Regions from separate parts of the Homo sapiens genome. Here region 1 is linked to region 2. Evidence: read pairs that join two places in POLR2A ChIA-PET (ENCODE). Cell type or tissue: Panc1. All regions are shown on one strand.

Region 1 (4,000 bases), 450 kb before region 2:
CACTATTCACTGTCAGATAAATTATTTTTAACAAAAACTTTTACCCTTTTGTCCTCTGGACCAGTGGCTCCTTCCCCATCACACAAAAACATGGCTTTATTAACAATAAAAGCAAAACCCTTAAATATACCCGGCATACCTGAAACTGGGAATAAAAAGAGGTTTAATTGGACTTACAGTTCCACATGGCTGAGGAGGCCTCCGATTCATGGCGAGAGGTGAAAGGCATTTCTTACATGGCGGCAGCAAGAGAAAAATGATGAAGAAGCAAAAGTGGAAACCCCTGATAAACCCATCAGATCTTGTGAGACTTATTCACTACCACGAGAATACCATGGGAAAGACTGGCCCCATGATTCAATTACCTCCCTCTGGGTCCCTCCCACAGCACATGGGAATTCTGGGAGATACAATTCAAGTTGAGATTTGGGTGGGGACACAGCCAAACCATATCAAGGGGGATGAGGCACTGAGACTAGTTAGAAGATGGCAGCAATAGTTTAGGTGGGAGATTATGACCTGAATTAAGGTATAGAAATGAGCATAGGTTACCAGATTCCAAGGATATTTAGAAGGACTTGGTGACCAAGTGCAAGTAGGTGTGAGCAGGTGGAAGGGCTTAAAGCCATCTCTCAGCCTTCTAGATTAAGCAAATGGGGGCGAGGTAAGTGCAGAAAAAGGAATTCAGGAGAGAAATTAAATTTGAAGAAGACAGTGAATTTGGTTCAGCATACTGGCTTAGCATTTGTGGCGAGTGGAATATCAGTAGAGATGTTCACTGGGCAGTTAGAGTCATGACAGGCCGGGGCCTTTATGGAGTGCTATTTGTATTACAGATGTAAGGGAGCTCACCCGCACACAGCATGAAGCTAGAGAAAAGAACTGGGCTAAGAGAAGCATCCTGGGAAGCTCTAGTATCTGAAGATGGGCAGAGGGAGGTGATTCACGGGGTGCGGGGTGCAGGGTGCTGAGAAGTAAGGAAGGGAGTCAAGAGTGAGCAGGTGACTTGAAGTGGCCGACAGTGCTGCATGCTATGGAGAGGTCAAATCGTGGAAGGACTGAAAAGTACTCATTGGATTAGTCAATTTCAAGGCCATCATTGGCCTTTGCCAGAGCTGGGTCAGCAAAGTGATGGCAGCTGTTGCCATGTTGGTGTGGGTTGAGAATGGGTGGAGAGAAAATGAATGCAAATTATTTTTTTCCATAAATGGTAGTCAAGAGGTAGATGGTACTAGGAAAGCAGATAAGGCAAGAGCAGGATTATATGTTGGGTTGTTTTAGTTTTAGGCCAGGTGTGCTATAAGCCTGTTCATCTGCTAAGGGAAGGGCTTGATTAATGAAGAGGAGGTCTTGAATTATCCGTGGAAGATACTGATGAAGGAAAGAGTTAGAACCTGAGGCTAATTCATTGCTCACTTTGGGGGTTCCTGCAGGAAGAGCAGGGTGCCTCTGTGAGACTGATCCCACAGTATAGGGGAGCACTACTCAGAAGGGACAGGGAGGAAATGGCTGCCTGCCTAGATGGTCAAGTCCACATGATCAACCCTGGTCATCTGTAGAGTGACAGATGGGGCAGCCAGCTTGTCCTTACTTCTATAGCCTCATTAGTCAGCAAGCTAGAGTTGGATGTATTTTAGTAGTGCTTGCTGTTTTTTTTTTTTTTAAGATTTACCTTTTAAGTCCTTTCTAAGTCTCCCTAGTTGGAATTCTTCTCTTTCTTCCCTTAACCCTTCATCATTTATGCTCTTGCATAGTTTGTGAAAATTTTATTGGACCCAGTTTTAATCCCAATCTCCTCTTGGGCTCTGCATTCCCTTTAAATCACTTCCTGGATATTTGCATAGCACATGTATCCTGATAACTCCCAAATGTATGTTTCTATTTCAGGCCTTTTTTCTAGGTTCTAGATTCATATATCCTACAACCTAACTGATGTCTCCATTTGTGCAATGCATAGATGTCTGGAAATTATCATAGTACAATGGAACTCTTGATTTTTTTTTCCCTACAAACTCATCTGTACCCACTCCCAAGTTTCCCCATCTCAGTAAATTCTATCTGTTTAGAGATTCAAAGCCAGAAATGTTGGTATTAACCCTGCCTTTTTTTTCTTCCTTCAGCCTCAACCTACAAGCTTACTAATTTCTACCTCAGTTCCTCAGATATCCCATGGTCTTGCCCACATTTGCATTCTCTTTTCCAGAACCACTTTCTACCCTACCACCATTCCACAGATGACTGGCACCCTCTGATCCTGGAGCATGCTTTGGTCCTCAGCTTGAATAATATTTCCCAGAGAGGCCTTCTCTTCCCATTCCACCTAAAATAGGTCTCTCTTTCCTAGTCCTACCTCATTCCCCTTGTTTGCTTCCTTCACTGCATCAATTACAACTTTTACATATTTTATTTATCTGTCTGTTTGTATCTACAAAGTAAGCACTTTGAAGACTAGTTCATCATCATGTCCTCCTAGATCCTAATGCAGTGCACTCAGTAAGCATTTGTTGGCTGAATTCTCATCCTTGTCAGCCTGGAGAAGGAGGGAAGGCTTCTCAGAAGAGGTGATGTTTGAGTTGTGCCTCTTCCAGGGAGTCTGTCCTTATTACACTTTGTTCAGACCTCTCTCATAGCAACTCATCATAACAGAGTGTGCTAAGTGTTTTCTTGTCTGTCTGTTCACTATCCTGGTATCTCTCTGAGGATCAGGGTTACATTAATTTCTTTGTGCCTCATCTTATTATCATTATCACGATGAATGTTAGTATAATTGAATTGTCTACCTCGCAAAAGAGATATGCAAGGGCATAGAGACGACAGAAGGGAACAGGTGTGGGAGGCAACAGATCCAAGGTTGAGAAAACATTTCCTTTTGCTTGTTGGGTCATGGTCATCTTGGTAAGGTTCTGGTGGTCAATTGAACATCCCCATTCCTGCCTACCAGTCAATAATTACCCTTTGCTAGGGGTTAATAGGGTTCAAGGAGGTTACAAGAATAATCAGTTGGGAAGCAGCTCATCTTGTGAAGCCAAAAATGTATTTGTCACAGTCATTCATGTCCCCATGCAGCTGTCTGGGAAAATTACAAACTCCTGTATCTGCAGTTCTTTTAAAATGCAATGAAATTTCATCAGAAAAGAATCTTTGAGCCCATCCTCTGTCTTTCCCAGGATGCCTGCCTCCTCTCAGAATCATGTCTGTCTATTCCTTTCCATTGTTCTTTGTAAAGGAAAACAAGGAGAAGCTAGAATGAATTTGATATTCAGATACAAAGAAGGAATTTCTTAAGTCAAAGCAGATTTTTCAATTACATTAGTTAAAAAAAAAAAAAAAATCCAGGGCTTGAAAACTGATTTAGAAAAAGAAAAGTTACCAGAAGCAGACAACGTTGTTGTTAAATTGATCTTTTAACTATTAAAGAGACACTTAGTATGTTTAATCAGTCTCAATAGAGTTCCCTTACTCTGGTTTTGTATGGGTCTAGAAATAATACCTTGTAGTTGGTATGTGTGTTTTCCAGCAACCTAAATAAAAATGTTAGCTATTCTTATATTTCCTGAAATGGAGTTCTTTTCTGGAGTTTTCTGGTGACTGGACATGTTGGGAGATATTTATTGCATCCTGGTGGGATAAGAGAAGAAAAACCATGGCTGGCATCTTCTTTCTTGACTCTGCGAGTCCTCACAGTGCGAGTCCTGTGATTGGATGAAAGATCAGTTTATAAAATCCCCTTCCTGAGCCTTATGGGAAAGTCTTCAGCTGAAGCTATCCTCATCATCCTTATGGAAAATGCTAGAATCCTCCTAGATTCAGAGCCAGGGCACTCAAACTGCTGTTTTTGAAGTGAAAGTAGAGTCAAAGCCGAGATGCTGGGTTTTCTCGTCTGCTCTGACAGGGAAGCCATTGTTAGTTGCGAGAACCAAGCATATACAGATTTCATTTTTACTTTATTTGCTTTCTCTCTCCCTCTGAAGACTGTCAATGGGGTTCAAGGCAAGTAAAC
Region 2 (4,000 bases):
AGTGGTGTCTCAGTTAATAAAGCATTTCTTCCACAGATAATGCCAATTAAACACTTAAATAAAATCAAAGATAATGTTTTTAAAAGTTAAGTATATTTTAAGCATTTCAGCAGCATTAATTTATAAAGAAAGGGCTAATTCTAATTTACTTACTAAAAAGAAGTCCCTAGAAAACCTTCAAATAACAATATTTTATAAGTTCACTCCTGGAAGAAAATGTCATTCCCTTAAAATCTTCTATTATTCCCTTTCAATTACTCTAAATAAGGTTCATTAGCTGTATTTAATGAACAATAGAATGATAGGCTGCAGGACGTCCACTAATACAGTAATGGTAAGGAAAAGCATAACTTCTAGAATGAGTTTGACATATCAGAGTAACACTAATTTCAATGCTTACTGGTATGTTCACTATCGTTAATAAGGCATAAGTTATAAGGGGTTAGGAAGCTAAGTTTACTAATTACTGATGAAGAAGAAAAGCAGCAATGCTTTCATGAAGCAAAATACATATATATATATATGAAATTAGTATAGAAAGCTGAATAGGAATGTTTAATGAATTACAAGCTATGGAAGAATACTAAGAAAGCCAAGAAAAATCTAGTTGCTTAGTTGTTTGCCACATACTAAAAAATTTTGCTTCTGCAGAGTTCCTTTTTCTTTACTATGTCAAAAAGATGAGTTAAGATTATTATTAGACCAATATTTTTCTTCTAAAAGTGTTTAATTACCTGCTTGTGAATTGCTAACTCAAAAATCAAAGTAAAATGACTAATTTTCTTTAAAAATGTATACAAAAAAGCACTGTTAAGTGACATGAAGTCCACTTGATGTTAATTCCTTTCAAAACTGAATCAGAAATAGGATCAATATCCAAGTACAAAGAACATCATTCAAATGTAAAGCATTAAAAAAAGTTTTGCTTTAAAAATATCAATAGATTTCTAAAATCTGAGTCAGACAACTGTACTACATCTGAAAGTGGTACCTCACCTTCTGTTTCATTTACTGTAAATCATATAAATGATTCCATATATACTCTACCAACGTAACATTGACACCTTCACAAGTAGGCAATAAACAGCATTTATCATCATTTCAATTTTTACCATTATCTAAATATCAAATAAAATTTATTTTTAACTATTCACATTTTTTTCTATTTAAAAAAGTGACACCATGAAGCATGAAACCCAAATACAATGGACAAGGACAAGTGATATACAACCATACAACTTGAATATATAACAGAAGATAAAATACAGTTGATTATAATTCCATTTAAAGTCATTAAAATCTCTATATGAATTTAAGATAATTTCTTCAACCTTTTCTATTCCTTTGGTGCAGAGATCTTTCAGAGGTGTGCTAATTTCCTGTAAGCATTTGCTTACACTGTAGTAGGCAAATACTCAAAACTGGTGTAGACTTAGTATAAATACGTAAATAATACTCTTTGCAAAACTGTTTAAAAACCAAGCAGGCCTCTGTTACTGTTCCCTTTCCTCTCTGAGCTACCTCCATGGTAGCTCATGGTACCTCCATGGATACACTCTGCCCTACCAAAGCATCTGGAGCTAAGGACACCTCAAATGCCAGAGTTTTCTTATGCACTCAGCTTACTTGACCAAAGCCCTCTCTTACTCTTCTGCCAATGATTTCTTAATATTAAATGCAGGGTTTTTACACATAGCTCTATCAACTTAGAGCTCATCGATACTGAAATATTGAATGTTGAGTCTATCATTTCAAATATTAGCCTTCCCTCCCAGTTGTGTACAGACTTCCTGAGTTTCAACGCTGGCTCCACCACTTACTAGTTATGTGACCTTAGTAAAGTTTCCTTATCTCACCATGCTTGTTTTCTGAGCTGTAAGATGCAAATAACAGTAGCTACTTCACATTGTTGTTATGAGGAATAAATGAGTTATATGTAAGGCCCTTAGAATAGTGTCTGATAGCTAGTAACTTGTTTTCATTTTCATTGTTAAAGGCATTATTATTGCTGTTGTTATTGCTGTGGTGTTTTCCTTCAAATTATGGATTTTTTAAAACAATACATTCAACATGGATCAAGATTAGACTACAGGGGACTGACCCCTTGGTATGGGTTAGAAATTCATGCTTAAAGGCTTAGCATGTGGCTGGCAGCACTAAAGGGCAAACATCAACATATACGATAATGGGTAGTAAGGTCTGTGACAAACTATTTCTTCATAATTCTCAGACAGAGGCTGAATTCTATCCCTCAAGCCCAGGTCACTAGTGTGAGGCTTCTGTACCAGAGACATTCTCACATCTTAACCAATCAATCACCTGCAAATGTGCTACAAACAGCTCACCTAATCTCATCTGTGTACACAGGGATATGAGATGCAAAACATTTACAGCAGTATGTCCAACAGAGAAATTGAGAGGGCTCATTCCATTAAAGGCACAAGTAAATATTGTCTGTTTTAATTCTGATATTAAAATCAATATATTAAGTAATTATTTAAGTACTTTTATTCTTTAAAATAGAGCAGTTTGAAAGCTACCTAGTGACTACTGACAGAGCATGTGCAGCAGTGAGTGGAGATGACCTGAGTCACGTGACTGACTTATCTGGTTCATCACTATGATTTTCCATCATGGTGTGAATCATTATACAATTTTGAACTGTTTTGATTCTTCAATGTATACTGTTTATCTTATATGAACAATGAACTTTGGTTTATAAGGAAGTACATAAGAAATACTGAAAATGAGAACAAACCAATGATAAGCTAAAATACAGAGGGGAAGAAGAAACATTCATTAAGCCCTTGAATAACAGTTGTCTGGCTTTCAAGTGCCAAGCACTGTTCCAGCACAGCATTAACTCATTTAATCCTAACAACCTTCTGAGGTAAATACTATCATTATTCCCATTTATAGATGAGAAAATTAAGGCACGAAGAGGTTATGTAACTTGCTCAAGATCACAAGACAAGTATGTAGCAGAGGCAGGATTTAAATGTAGTCTAACATCAGAGATGGTATCCAATATAATCGCTACCAAATCAATAATTTATCAAATCTGTAAATTATATCCAACTGATCAAAATTATCATGCAGCACCTCAAGATGGTGTCTGTATTTTAAAAAAACAAGTTTAAAAGGTATAAAGTGGATGTAACAATTTAGCTTTTGATTCATGGGGAATATAAACTATCTTTCCTCACAATCTGTCATAACTATTTCAATATGAAAAAATTAGAGTTGATAGCAGTAGCATGCTGTTTTGGTTACTGTAGCCTTGTAGTATACTTTGAAGTCACGTAGCATGATGCCTCCAGCTTTGTTCTTTTGGCTTAGGATTGACTTGGCGATGCAGGCTCTTTTTTGGTTCCATATGAACTTTAAAGTAGTTTTTTCCAATTCTGTGAAGAAAGGCATTGGTAGCTTGATGGGGATGGCATTGAATCTATAAATTACCTTGGGCAGTATGGCCATTTTCACAATATTGATTCTTCCTACCCACGAGCATGGAATATTTTTCCATTTGTTTGTATCCTCTTTTATTTCATTGAGCAGTGGTTTGTAGTTCTACTTGAAGAGGTCCTTCACGTCCCTCGTAAGTTGGATTCCTAAGTATTTTATTCTCTTTGAAGCAATTGTGAATGGGAGTTCACTCATGATTTGGCTCTCTGTTTGTCTGTTATTGGTGTATAAGAATGCCTGTGATTTTTGTACATTGATTTTGTATCCTGAGACTTTGCTGAAGTTGCTTATTAGCTTAAGGAGATTTTGGGCTGAGACAATGGGGTTTTCTAGATATACAATCATGTCGGCTGCAAACAGGGACAATTTGACTTCCTCTTTTCCTAATTGAATACCCTTTATTTACTTCTCCTGCCTAATTGCCCTGGCCAGAACTTCCAACACTATGTTGAATAGGAGTGGTGAGAGAGGGCATCCCTGTCTTGTGCCCGTTTTCAAAGGGAATGCTTCCAGTTTTTGCCCATTCAGTATGATA

Evidence for each region. ChIA-PET counts read pairs that join two places held together with the same protein. Peaks named below come from ENCODE experiments on the same cell type or tissue, not always from the same donor. Only the 100,000 strongest peaks of a DNase experiment are listed, where the experiment ranks them.
Region 1: POLR2A ChIA-PET joins it to region 2 with 5 read pairs; 2 of 35 experiments call an interaction of 5 or more read pairs at or near these places.

The regions. Positions count from the first base shown.
Region 1 is chr11:35,404,750-35,408,749 of GRCh38, reverse strand. All of the region lies in intron 1 of SLC1A2 (solute carrier family 1 member 2), which reads left to right. Among named protein-coding and RNA genes, the nearest start is that of SLC1A2-AS2, 12 kb to the left of the region's middle. In Panc1, a CTCF peak has its summit at 3,864; no DNase peak of the experiment used is centred here; H3K4me3 peaks cover 317 bases; H3K27ac peaks cover 477 bases.
Region 2 is chr11:34,952,730-34,956,729 of GRCh38, reverse strand. All of the region lies in intron 3 of PDHX (pyruvate dehydrogenase complex component X), which reads right to left. Among named protein-coding and RNA genes, the nearest start is that of MIR1343, 13 kb to the right of the region's middle. In Panc1, no CTCF peak of the experiment used is centred here; no DNase peak of the experiment used is centred here; H3K27ac peaks cover 1,776 bases.